Linked DNA regions of Homo sapiens: region 2 is linked to region 1. Evidence: chromatin contacts called from ENCODE POLR2A ChIA-PET data. All regions are on one chromosome and are shown on one strand. Each heading gives the region's core, a stretch centred on a gene start or an enhancer-like site at or near the end of the contact. The rest is flanking DNA. Distances are from core to core; before and after follow the strand shown.

What was found. ChIA-PET counts read pairs that join two places held with the same protein, here RNA polymerase II (POLR2A).
Region 2: POLR2A ChIA-PET joins it to region 1 with 19 read pairs in activated CD4-positive, alpha-beta T cell. The contact joins two enhancer-like sites. POLR2A ChIA-PET finds 5 or more read pairs at or near these places in 2 of 52 experiments (activated CD4-positive, alpha-beta T cell and activated CD8-positive, alpha-beta T cell).

The regions. Positions count from the first base shown.
Region 1 is chr3:150,738,198-150,744,513 of GRCh38, reverse strand. SIAH2 (siah E3 ubiquitin protein ligase 2) reads left to right here. Exons shown (of 2, transcript NM_005067.7): 2 at 1,816-3,389. The coding sequence ends at 2,373. LOC101928105 (a long non-coding RNA gene) reads left to right here and starts at 5,529. Exons shown (of 3, transcript NR_121657.1): 1 at 5,529-5,663. RefSeq lists a silencer at 3,568-3,647. Within about 2 kb of position 2,218, at least 5 of the 41 ENCODE cell types and tissues checked have a DNase peak (open chromatin) inside an H3K27ac peak, as active enhancers do.
Region 2 is chr3:152,233,395-152,239,710 of GRCh38, reverse strand. No RefSeq gene overlaps it. Among named protein-coding and RNA genes, the nearest start is that of LINC02917, 31 kb to the right of the region's middle. Within about 2 kb of position 2,775, at least 3 of the 41 ENCODE cell types and tissues checked have a DNase peak (open chromatin) inside an H3K27ac peak, as active enhancers do.

The sequences.
Region 1 (6,316 bases), core at 969-3,468:
TCAGGCCTTATAAAGTAAGGAACACAAAGTATGAATACACATGGATAAATAAATTTGTTTCTCCTGAGTGAGTTTTTTTACAGCCAGGCTTTAGAAATTAGTTCAGAGTTTTAAAAGATGAACAAACAATTCCTATGGGCAAATAAGTAACTGAAATATTTCTGCCAATTTCTGTTAAATATTATAATCCGCTTAGGTATGGGGAAGTGGGGGTTGGAGGATGAGCTACATTTCTTTCTTTAAGCCACTCTCCTTTCCGATTAGGGGAGACTAATCCCCCTGAGAGTGGAGGCTGTCATCCTTGCTTCGGAATCCTCTGAGTGACTGTAACTTAGCGTCTTGTATGGAGAAGTCACATAGTGCATACCATCTGCTTGTTGCTAGTGATAAATTCATCTATGAAGGTTAGAATTTGACCGACTTCAAGTTTAAAAGGGGGATTATTCTATAAAGCAGGGTAGAGAGAAGCAAAAACAGCAGTGGTGCTTTTTTTTTTTTTTAGCAACTGGACATAGCATCTTAGAAAAATGACCTGGCCTTGCCCTTATTTGGTGCCTTCATGTCTCAGTGGAGCAGGGGAATCCAAGTGTAGTTAGCCAGACAGTTCCCCTGCCATTCTGTGCTCCAGGGGTCTAAGGCTGACACCTAGTTTCACCTGAAAAGGTGATTCAGGTTTCTTAATTCTTTACAGAACAGCTTAGTACTCAGGGCAGGTGTCTACTTGTGGGCTGATCTCCATCTGGTATCTAGGAATTAACACTGTCATCCTTGTGAGAGTCTGGAGTAGAAGTTCAGTTCCTCTTGGTGTGGTCTTTTGCCACGGCAGGTATGATTTATCCATTAGGAATGTCATCCCAAGTGCAAGGGAGAAAATGATTTTGTTCTCCTACCCTATTAAGGCAGTGTCTGAGGGGCAGACTGATCATGTCAGCAAACTTGTCTAGTTCTGCTTCCTCCCGGGCCTGTTGTGAGGACCTGACATACCTGACCATGAAATGATGTGCTCTTGAATCTGAGGAAGTGTTGGGGGTCAGCAAGCTTTGAGAGGAGGGTTAGGCCCTTCTCATGTTAACCTCTACTGGCCAGAACCAGACTGACCAGTAGTCTTCTGAGTTAGTTAAGTAGCTCTTGGATGTGATTTCCTTCCACCCAAAAAATATGGGCAAAGCCCCCCAGAGGGAAGGTCAAAAGGATGCAGTGGGGTAATATTTCTAGCTGTATGAAGGGGTCTCCAGGCCTCCGCTGCCCTAGCCTGGTGATGCCAGCAGCAAAGAGCAAGGAACCAAAGGGCAGCCTTCCCCACGGCCTGCCTGCCAGTCACCAGTTTGAGCCAGAAAGCAGTGGAGGGGGACGACAGAATTATACTGTTGTTAATATTGTCTATATGTGAAAACTAATCTTGGGATAATATAATATTCCTTGCCCAACCCCATCCCCACCACCCAAGCAATTGAATTCTTTAAAAAACAGCTTCACAGAAAATATGGGGAAGACCAGCTTTTATAGGGCTTGCTCAACAATTTTGAGATGTGCACAGTAAGAGAACTTTAGTTCTGATCCCTTTGACAGCGGAACAGGGGGCATGGAAAACAGCGTATTTCTGGTTCAGGAAATACCCTTCATTTTATGCATGACAGCATTGATGATGAATAGAGACGGAGACTTTTAGTCTTGAATATTTCACTTGCTTTGAGCAAAAGTAGTTAAGAACACAGTTTAAGCCCAGGAAAATGGAGTAGTTAAGTACTCATAGAGGGTTGAAGCAATAGAAGTTTTGAGAAGGCCCAATGGCTCAATGCATTTCTTTCTTTGCAGTATGCCACCACGGGCTGTTCCCTGACCCTGCACCATACGGAGAAACCAGAACATGAAGACATATGTGAATACCGTCCCTACTCCTGCCCATGTCCTGGTGCTTCCTGCAAGTGGCAGGGGTCCCTGGAAGCTGTGATGTCCCATCTCATGCACGCCCACAAGAGCATTACCACCCTTCAGGGAGAAGACATCGTCTTTCTAGCTACAGACATTAACTTGCCAGGGGCTGTCGACTGGGTGATGATGCAGTCATGTTTTGGCCATCACTTCATGCTGGTGCTGGAGAAACAAGAGAAGTACGAAGGCCACCAGCAGTTTTTTGCCATCGTCCTGCTCATTGGCACCCGCAAGCAAGCCGAGAACTTTGCCTACAGACTGGAGTTGAATGGGAACCGGCGGAGATTGACCTGGGAGGCCACGCCCCGTTCGATTCATGACGGTGTGGCTGCGGCCATCATGAACAGCGACTGCCTTGTTTTCGACACAGCCATAGCACATCTTTTTGCAGATAATGGGAACCTTGGAATCAATGTTACTATTTCTACATGTTGTCCATGATGTGACTTTCGTAAACCTTCAAAATTATTTGGGCATAGTGCTCTATGTTTAATAAAGGTTTTTATAGATGTTTTATTCCATATGTCTTCACAAGTCAGGACCCACAATTACCCGTGTTTTGTTTGAACAGCAGTGTCCCATCTGGCTTCGACCCAACAAAGTTCATTAACCTGGGATGAATGGGGTTGGCCTGTTGGTGATTTGGATGCTGTTCTGTGATCTAAAACAACTCTTATTGAATTGTATTTACTCCCTAAACAACACTTGACAGGCTGTTGCACAGGGCTTCTATAGATCAGTGTGTTAGGAATGGGAGGCCCCTTCCTGCCTGCCTTCCCATATTGGTCCCTTGACATTGACAAAAGCACAGTGACTGTCAGCAGATTCCTTTACTTTTGTTTGTGGGAGGTAGGAATTGTTTTAATGCATTTTAAACAGTGTTTCTGAAATTGGATGGCTGGCTAATAGACACTGAATCACCCGGAGTGCTTATCTTAAAATTGCAGATTTAGGGAGCCTGCCAATTTAACAGTCTCATCAGGTGATTCTTTTCAACAGTAATGTTTGAGAATTACTGGGTTAAATTGTGGGAAAGGGTCCAGATTTTAAAGGTGCTTTAAGGTTGCCCTCTGCCGATACTGTTTGTCTTTCTACTGTTTCATCCCCTAACTTCCCCCAACCCTCAAATTAAAACTAGAACTATAGATCCACATGAACGCACGCCTGAGATTTGGCCACTCACCTATGTTTTGGGTGGATTGCCTAGGAAAGCAAGTCATATGGCCATTGATAGTTCTCATGTAATTAGTTTTGCTCACCACTAGTACAGATGACCCGTTTACACGTGGCTTCCCTCGGAAGCCCTCCTCAACAGTAGCTGGTGTGAAAGACTAAATCAGTAGAGTTGGAAAAGCTTTATAACCGGTGTGTCATATGCTTGCTATTTAAAGCTGTGTGTTGGTTTTGTTTTTCTGCCACATTCACTAGTTTTTTAATAAATATTTTCCAAAAATGGATATTGTGCTTCATTTCCCTAATTGAGTAATGGGTATTTATTGAGCATCTACTGTGTGCAAGTGCAATGAACCTTCGTCACTACATCTGGGGTTGGAACTTTCACTGTTTGTTTCCACTGTGGAAACAGTCATTGGGCCAAGGTCATGGCACGGGTCCATGACAGCACTGGGGTCCGGGCTCATGTGTCTGAACCACTGACTGTCAGTGCTGCAGGTCTCCTCCCAGGGCTGTCGTTTCTATCTGACAGTGCCAGTACCTGTGCAATAAGAGGATTGCTCCAGCTTTACAGAGTCAGAAGGAAGACGCTTGGCCACTGCTGACATCCAGAGTGCTGGCGTTGATCCAAGCTGACCCACTCCCTCAGTCCCAACCCTAAACTCTCAAAAGAATTTAGAGGATTAGGGCCAAATGCTCAGCAAGGATTGAAGGCTGCTTACCTCAGTGTCCCAATTTCTTTCTTTTTTTTTTTTTTTTTTTTTGAGACAGAGGCTGGAGTGCAATGGCACTCACTGCAATCTCTGCCTCTAGGTTCAAACAATTCTCCTGCCTCAGCCTCCCAAGTAAGTGGGACTAGAGGCCTATGCCACCACACCCAGCTAATCTTTGTATTTTTAGTAGAGATGAGGCCAGACTGGTCTCGAACTCCTGACCTCAAGTGATCCACTTGCCTCGGCCTCCCAAAGTGCTGGGATTAAGGCATGAGCCACCACACCCAGCCCTCAGTGTCCCAATTTCATTAGCATACTACCAAATGGAGGTGATGGCTTTGGAGTTGATTTTGTTTTTTAAGTGAGATACAGCGTTGAGTTTTTAGCCAGCACAGGGCTCTGACATTTAAAGAATTGCTAAAGTAACCTCTTCTGTAAAAGTGAAAAACGGTGCCCTACACAAAAGTAGGGGTTTACAACATCTGTGGTGAATGAATAAAAACCACAACTCTTATCACTAAGAAAGTCACATTTCAAGTCCATATACAGAGGAACCTATGAAGGTGAAACTAGGATCCAGGAGCAGATGAACTCTGACCCTCAGGACCAGAGCCAGTCCAGATATGGCCTCCAGGGCCCTCACGGCACCCATGCAAGGTGCAGTGTGCATACACTAGCCAAGCTTGGCAGCATCACTTCATGTCCACGGCTTACCCTCTTACTACGTGTGGTAGAGGAATCAGGACTGATTGGTTAACAGTGCATAAAACGCAAACCTATAAACAAAAGACATAAAGAAGGAGAAAGTGGACACAAGTTATTCCAAAAGCACAAAAAGAGTTTTAGCCCAAAAAGGTAAAGTGATGGGCCAGCAGCCACACAGTGCATTACTGGCAGCACTGGTTCTATAATTCAGGCTTCTTGATTCCCCATTCAAACTTGCTCCTAGAACTTAACAAATGAAAAAGTTGTAAGCAACGCAACTCTGAACTTTTATTTTCCAGAGTTACGTAGTTCCCTTTCATCTCTGTCACTGGAAATCTGTAAACTTAACCTTTACTCTTGACTTTCTTGAAACTGTGCATTTTCTACCAGAAAATAAAAATCCCCAGGTTATTCCGTTTTAACAGGAAGTGAAAACAGCAGAAAAAGATTATGTAAATTAAAATGCCTTTTTATGCAGTTCCAATTGCAAATGCAATTTAAAACATGATGAGTATATTCCTTGACTTGTTGCTTTTAAAAAAAGTGAGAAAAAAAAAGAAAAGTAATGATAGGCATTTGTCAAAACTCATCACGTGGTCCACTTAAGTACCATATTTTAAAAAATAAAATAAGAATATTTTATCTTTCCTGTCCTAGTTCAATATTCTAATTTGGTAATCTGGCGATTAAACGATGGTAGATTAAGCCTGTGTCTTATGACGCATGAGTCATTCTAAAGAAAAAAGGGTTCTCAAAATACCTTGGGAGAAAATGTTAACAGTCATTAATTCTGGGTGCCTAGAACCTGGGTATATGGTATATTATTAATTGCATTGTTCTACGTTTTTAATTTTTTTCAAAAAACCAACCAACCTTGAGATTAGGGGTTCCCAGCGTTCTTGTAAGGAGGAACTGGTCTTGGTTTCCCTGAATCCAGAAGACTTAAAGGATTGAGACAGTGGAGTTCTTAGAGGGAACTGTCCAGGGGATTATGGGAAATACTTCGGAGAAGAGGCACCGAAGCATCAACTATCTTGGAACTCTGCCAACTAGAACCTCGGCCTCAACTGACACATCCAAACTAATGGCTGAGTGTCTTTTTTAGCAGCATCAAGCAACTCCTTTACAATACCACCCAAAGTAATTTTCCTGAAGAAATTCTCCTTGTATCTAACTTCATTCAGGTTCTTGGGGCTTGCCAAATAGCCAGCAATGTGACCTTAACTTGGTCAGTTGACATCTCTGGTCTTAAGTTTCCTAATCTGCAACATTTGAAGGTTTATTTTCTAAACGTTTTTACTTTAGTACTAATTTCTGTGAGACAATCAAGCTATTCAATGTTAGGTTGAGGTATGTAAATCATTCCTGCCAGCCTTTGTACGAGGTGGTTCTGGTATCACTGTGGCCCAGCATGTGTCTGTCTATCAGTGTTGGCAGGTGAGTCATGCTCCAGCTACCTCTCAGATTCCCATGGTTTAGAGCTAGGGGTGGTGCCTGGGTAGAGAGACCAGTTTTGCTTTGTGGCTCTGGCTTGAGAGGCCTGTGGCCTTGAACCTTCCTGATTCATGCAGGCTGTGCTTGAAAGTATGATTATAATTTCACTGACCTGTGAAAGGGAGGCAAGAGTGCTTAAAGGGAGAAATCTAATTCCCCATATTGTTAAACCTTCTTCTAATTTGAAGCTTAAAATCTCTTATTTGTGAATACCGTTAATGTGTCTTGGAGTCTTCAAATGACAAGCAGAAAGAACCTTGATCCCATTGACACCAACACCCACCACCACTACCATTTTA
Region 2 (6,316 bases), core at 1,526-4,025, 1.5 Mb before region 1:
TTAGTTTCTTCTATGTGCCAAGCAGTACATAATTGCAAGAAAAAATACATTTAAACATGTGTTAGGAGTTTATAATATATATGAACATGTTACATCATATATTGCATTAAAAATAGTTTATGATTAATATATCTAATACACAAAAATACCTTCTTTTTAAATACAATTCGGGCACTATTTTCTTATGAAAGGATATTTTGATAAAGGTAACAATATAGTAATAATCACATTTTGCATTTAGAACTTTCAAAATACCCTTCCAAAGAAATTTCAAAAACCATGCAGATTAGAAAAATATTAAAGTTTTCGTATTTCCCATTATTTTCATTTGCATTTACCATTTTAATCCTAAATCGGCTTTCTTCTTCTTTTTCTTCTTTTTTTGTAAATTTTGCTATTATGCGCCTATCACATAGAAGAAAATAAGCATCTGTGCATATGTCCCTGGAAACAGATTTCAAGTAAAATAAAATAAATATATTTATGGTTTTAACCACTATTTCTTTCTCAAGGTATATTTTCATGGCCACTTTAAAACTACTGAAGTAGCAATATTTCAACTGCTCTTTTCATAGCTCAGTGGTGACAGAAATATTTCTGGTTCACTGATTTTGTTTTTTACTTATTAAGAGAATGGCTTAAATATTTTAACATTCTTTAACATAAATAAATAAATATTTATGTTAACATTTATATTTATATTTATCTTAACATAAATTTAAATATTTAAATTCTTTAACATGCAGTTAAAGAATTGAAGAGGATAGCATAGTCTGATTATTTTCAAGTATCTCTGACCCTTAGTTTCCTTACATATAAAAGTGGATGATAATACTAACTCCACTGGGGTACTGTGAGGATTAATTGAATATCATAGGTACAGGGCCAAGAAGACCGTGTTTCCTGAGAACGATGGTGATGAGCATTTTCAAACCTAATTTGTGAATGAATAGTTGGACAAAAATATTCTTCTAATTTTTGAATATATTTATTTGAAAACATAGCAAAGGTTAACAAATCACATCTAGTTGTACATTTATATTACATTGATTGTGTTTACTAAGAAAAATGAACTTTAAAAAACTAGGAATATAGGAGATTTATGGAGAGTCATTCATTCAATACTTTGTATCTGCTATATGTAGGGAGTTATGATAGGGACTGGGAATACAAATAAATTCCAGCTAACTTTGGCTAATGGATGGATCAGCATGATATAGAGAAGAGAGAATTTGGAGTGCTTATTTGTATCTCCTTTATGCTGCCAGGGCATGGTTTTGGAAGTGTCTGTATCCCTCCACCTACAGCCACAGCTACTCTCTGTCTTTCTCAGTCTCAGCTATTAGCTATTACTAGGTTCCAATATCATGATTCTTCCTTGCCTTTCAGGTCTAGGGGTGGTAATCCAATTAGCAATTTCCACCATTGCTCATCTCTGCCATACCTCATTTACTACTAATCATGGCAACACCTCTAAATACTCCCTTCATTAAACTATATGAAATCGATCATTTAAAATATACCACTTCAAGCAGACATTGCTCAAGATTTACATTAGCCCTCGCTGGGCACAGTGGTGTGTACCTGTAGTCCTAGCTACTCGGGAAGCTGAAGCAGGGGGATCACTTGAACCCAGGAGTTCAGGTCCAGCCTGAGCAAGAAAGCAAGGTTCTAAAGGGGGAAAAGCAAGGTTAAAAAAAATATACATTAGTCCCGTCATACAATTAAATTATACACTTGAATTGGAAACTGATCTGCTAGAAGGTGTACCGTTTCAGGGGAAACGCAAAGGAGAGTTACAGAACATGTCCTAGGCTAGCCAAATCAAGAATTGGCTCAGAAAGTGTAATGATTGAATTGACACTTGAGGATGAGTAGGACTTCATGGGTGTTTGAAAGGGGAGGGGACAAATTGGAAAAGGCATGAAAGTCAGAGAAACAGAATCATATTCACGGAGCTACATGTAGTATCCTATTTGGGAGGCATAAACTGGAAGGGTTGGGAATGGGGTGGTGAAGGAGCACAACAGATGAAGCCAGAGAGAAAGGGGCTTCAGAAAATGGAGGGTGTTGTAAGGAACAGTGTCTTTTTTTTTTTTTTTTTTTTTTTTGAGATTGAGTTTCACTCTTGTAGCCTAGGCTAGAGTGCAATGGCGCGACCTTGGCTAACTGCAACCTCCACCTCCTGGGTTCAAGCGATCTTCCTGCCTCAGCCTCCCGAGTAGCTGGGATTACAGGCGCCCACCACCACGCCTGGTTAATTTTTGTATTTTAGTAGAGATGGGGTTTCATTATGTTGACCAGGCGTCTTATATGTCTTCCGAAGAAGAAGAAGAAAAAACTTCTAGTGTGAACAATCAGCTTTTTTGGGTGTCTGTGTTTTTTCCTACCCATTAATGATTCTCTTTCTTCTGGTGACAAGTTGTCACGATTTTCCTCTGAGGAACAGGCCCTTCTTTGGTATCACTGCATGTGAGGTGAGTGGCATCAATTTCCTCCTACACCAACATTGGTGTAAGCATATGACCAATGTCTGGGAAATAAGTTTAATTGTTTTCCTTTGACACAGTGATTGGTTCAAAGAGGAGCGTGTAATTCAAGCCAGCCAATAAGACTTACTTATGGAAATTTTAAGTTCTGCTTTTGCTGGGATTGGCTAGCTGTAAGAATTATATAAGCCTAAAACTGGGGACTACTGTGAGGAGAAAACCAGTAAAAGAATGAAGCCAACAGAGAGGAAAGCAGACCTGAGGGAAAGTGAGAAGAGGAAGAGGGTTCTGATGACATCATCAGAGTCTGTGACTCCAACTATGCCTGAATCCCTCTTCAGCTTGTTTTCATTAACTAAGCCAATAAATTCTTTCTTTTTTCTATAACCAGTTTGAATTAAACTTCTGTCACTTGCAACCAAAAGTCTTTTATAACAGGGAGGAAATCTGGAGGAAAGGGAATGTTTTATTTGAAGTGTAGAATGTCAAGAAAAGCAGGCTTTTTTATTGTCCTTAGACTAGCATTGTCTAAGAAAAACATAATGCAAACCATATGTATCATTAAAAATATTGTAGTCTCTACCTTAAAGAGAAAGAGGTGAAATAAATTTTAATAAAATATTTTATTTAACCCAATATATAAACAATGTTATCATTCAAATATGCAGCAATATAGAAAATCAGTTTCCCTTTTTAAATTTAAATTTAATTGATTAAAATTAAATATAATTAAAAATTCAGTTCTCAGTGGCATGATCATTGCTCACTGTAGCCTCAACCTCTCAGGCTCAAGCAATCCTCTTGCCTCTGCCTCCCAAGTAGCTGGGACTACAAGCATGCAACATCATGCCAGGCTTATTTATTTATTTGTTTATTTATTTGTTGAGATAGGGGTCTCACTATGTTGCTCAGGCTGGATATTTGATATTTTTTGAACAAAGAAATAATGGAAGCAAAACAATGCTTTTATAAAAATAATCTGACAGCTCCAGTATCTTTAAATCTTTCCTGATATCCCAGTCAAATTAATGCCTTTCTCTATAATCCTCTCACGTGGGGTCATAAGGACACATGCCAGGTTCTTCAGGGTCAGAAATGCTTAGTCATTTAGAATGCAGCAGCCATAGAAATAACTCATGCAGAGCAGGATTCTCTCAAGACCTAGCTCACCCATTCTTTTGTCCCTGATAGGATTTGGAACATCCCCATAGCATGAAGTGGCATTGGCTTTCTGATTTCTGCTTCTAGATCATCAGGGACAGTAGAAGACTGGAGTCAAATGTAAGATGCATGAATGATTAATAATACTCTTTCAAATGTATTCATTAACTAAAAGACCAATCCTGGTTTGAGACATGTTCAAACAGGAACACAAAGTCTTAGAATCAGGAAAATATACTATCTACTCTCTGCTCCAAAGGAGGAAAGTATGCTTCATTTTGTTGTTGTCTCAACTCAGTTCTTTGGCATATTAGGTACTGAAAAAAAAATTGTTTAATGTAACTAGTGAATTATAAAATACAAATAATAGTCTTTCTAATCTTCTTGGATAAATAATATAAAATAGAATTCTTTAAAAATAGTCTTCCATTTTTAATCTATTTAACATCTTTTAATAACTTTTTAAATTAAAATTTTCTGATCAACACTCCATTTTCTTTCTATTTTTTTATAAATGTGAAATTATTTAAAGATATAATACTTCTTACCTGGGACATTCATTACAATTTTAATCAAATGATATTGTAAGTTCCAAGAGTCTTCATGTCCTAGCAAATGGATTACATAAACAAAAAACTTTTTTTGTGAGAAACACCCTTTTCTGTAAGAACATTTCAAATTCCTGAGCAGAGGCATTTTATATAGTTAGGTAAACATTTTTTTGTTTCTGCCAAGTGGATGAGGGCTATGTTTATTATTTCTATAGTGAAACAAAAAAAGGATATGTTTTCCTTCAACAGCATGAAACCAGTACAAGAGAAGAATATGTTTCTAAATGGGGGGCAGGTCAGAAAAAAGTCCCAAGAGGGAAGTTGCTGGGTACTGGCTATGTCTAGCCATGGAGAAGGTAATGCAACAGCCATCAGTGGTGGCCTCAGCAAATGAGATAGTTGCAGCCACTTTTATAACAAGGGCGCCAGGGAACAATGGAGCAATTAGTGTTGGGAGGTCTCATAAAATGATACATTGGCTTCATTTATTTGCTTTTTCTTTGTAGTTATGATGAGATACGTATTTGAAAATGTGGAATCCACAGTTTGTGGAACTGTTAATCATCAATAAGAGAAGTGGTATTTCTTAGGAAGAATTTAATCTCTGGTTTTTGGAGGTAGTGGTCTGTATCAATAGAAATAACTCTTTTTGACATTGAAGACTAGTTCTGACAGTTGATGGCAAGTATAGATACCCATGTGGTCACTACAGACTGAGCCCTCGATAATCATACTGAAGAGCTTTTCAAGGTACTGTTTTATAATAAAACATTTAGAAATTGGACCTTAATGTATCTGTTCTTCCCAAAAGCCAACTACCAGCAGTTACATAGCTTTTAGAAAGCTTCACATGTTCACAGTGACTAAAAACTCACAAAAATATCAAAGCTCAAATACTTGGCACACACTAGGGAAACTAAGACCTTATTTTGTGTTCTTAAGTAAATCAGTAGTTTTAAAGGTTTCTTGAAGGTCAGGACATGATAAACTTTTGCTTTTTGAAAATACTTTTTCTGGAGATATACATACACAAATATATGTGTGTGTGTGTATATATATATATATATACGTACACTATAGATATAGTTTTTTGGTGGATGGGAGTTGTAGAAGCAATATATGATCATCATAAAAGTTTAGAAAATAAAAAAACTGTGAGAAGGAAAATAAAAATCATTCTTTATTACAATCAGCTGGGGATTATTACTATTCAATTTTGATGTACATCCTTCCAGATTCACATGTAGGTGTATATAAACGCATCACATAACAATAATGGACCACATATACAATGGTGTTCCGGTGAGATTAAAATACTGTATTTTCACTGTACCTTTTCCATGTTTACACATATTTAGATACACAAATGTTTAGCTCATGTTACAATTGCCTACAGTATCCAGTACAGTAACATGCTGTACAAGTTTGTAGCCTAGGAGCAATAGGTTATACCGTATAGCCTAAGTGTGTAGTAGGCTATACTGTCTAGGTTTGTGTAAGTACACTCTCTGATGCTCACACAAGACAAAACATCTAACAATGCATTTCTCAGATGGTATCTCCACCATTAAAAGATGCATGACTATATCTTTCTATTATCTATCTTCTGTAGATACAGATTAGAGAGAGATTATTTTTCAAAAGTAGGATTACATAAAAATACAACAAAATCCTATATAACCACCTTTCTATTTCTATTACTTACAGACAGGAAATATGCTAATGACAAAGCTACTATATTTTAGTGACATATAAAATTATTATTCACAGCATCACTTGCATATTTTTGAACAACAGTTACACATATCCTTTGAAAACTTACATAGCCAGGCTACTGAATGATTTGGATGTATGATTTGAAGAACTTTTGTGAAAACTGTGACCTGCAAATGTAAACTACTGATTTAAATCTTTTAGCAGCAAGCTATGCTTGTGGCTATGCTGATTGCTCCACGTTCAAAGCAATTTCTACTGCTATAGTTTCTATAATTATCAACAAAAACACGCAAAATATTTGCTCCAAACCAGAATAGGCCACAACTTGCAAGAAACAAGCTTGGAAATCAGTAATTATGTGACTTCAGGAGGTATGTATTAGTGGTTCTTATACTAAAA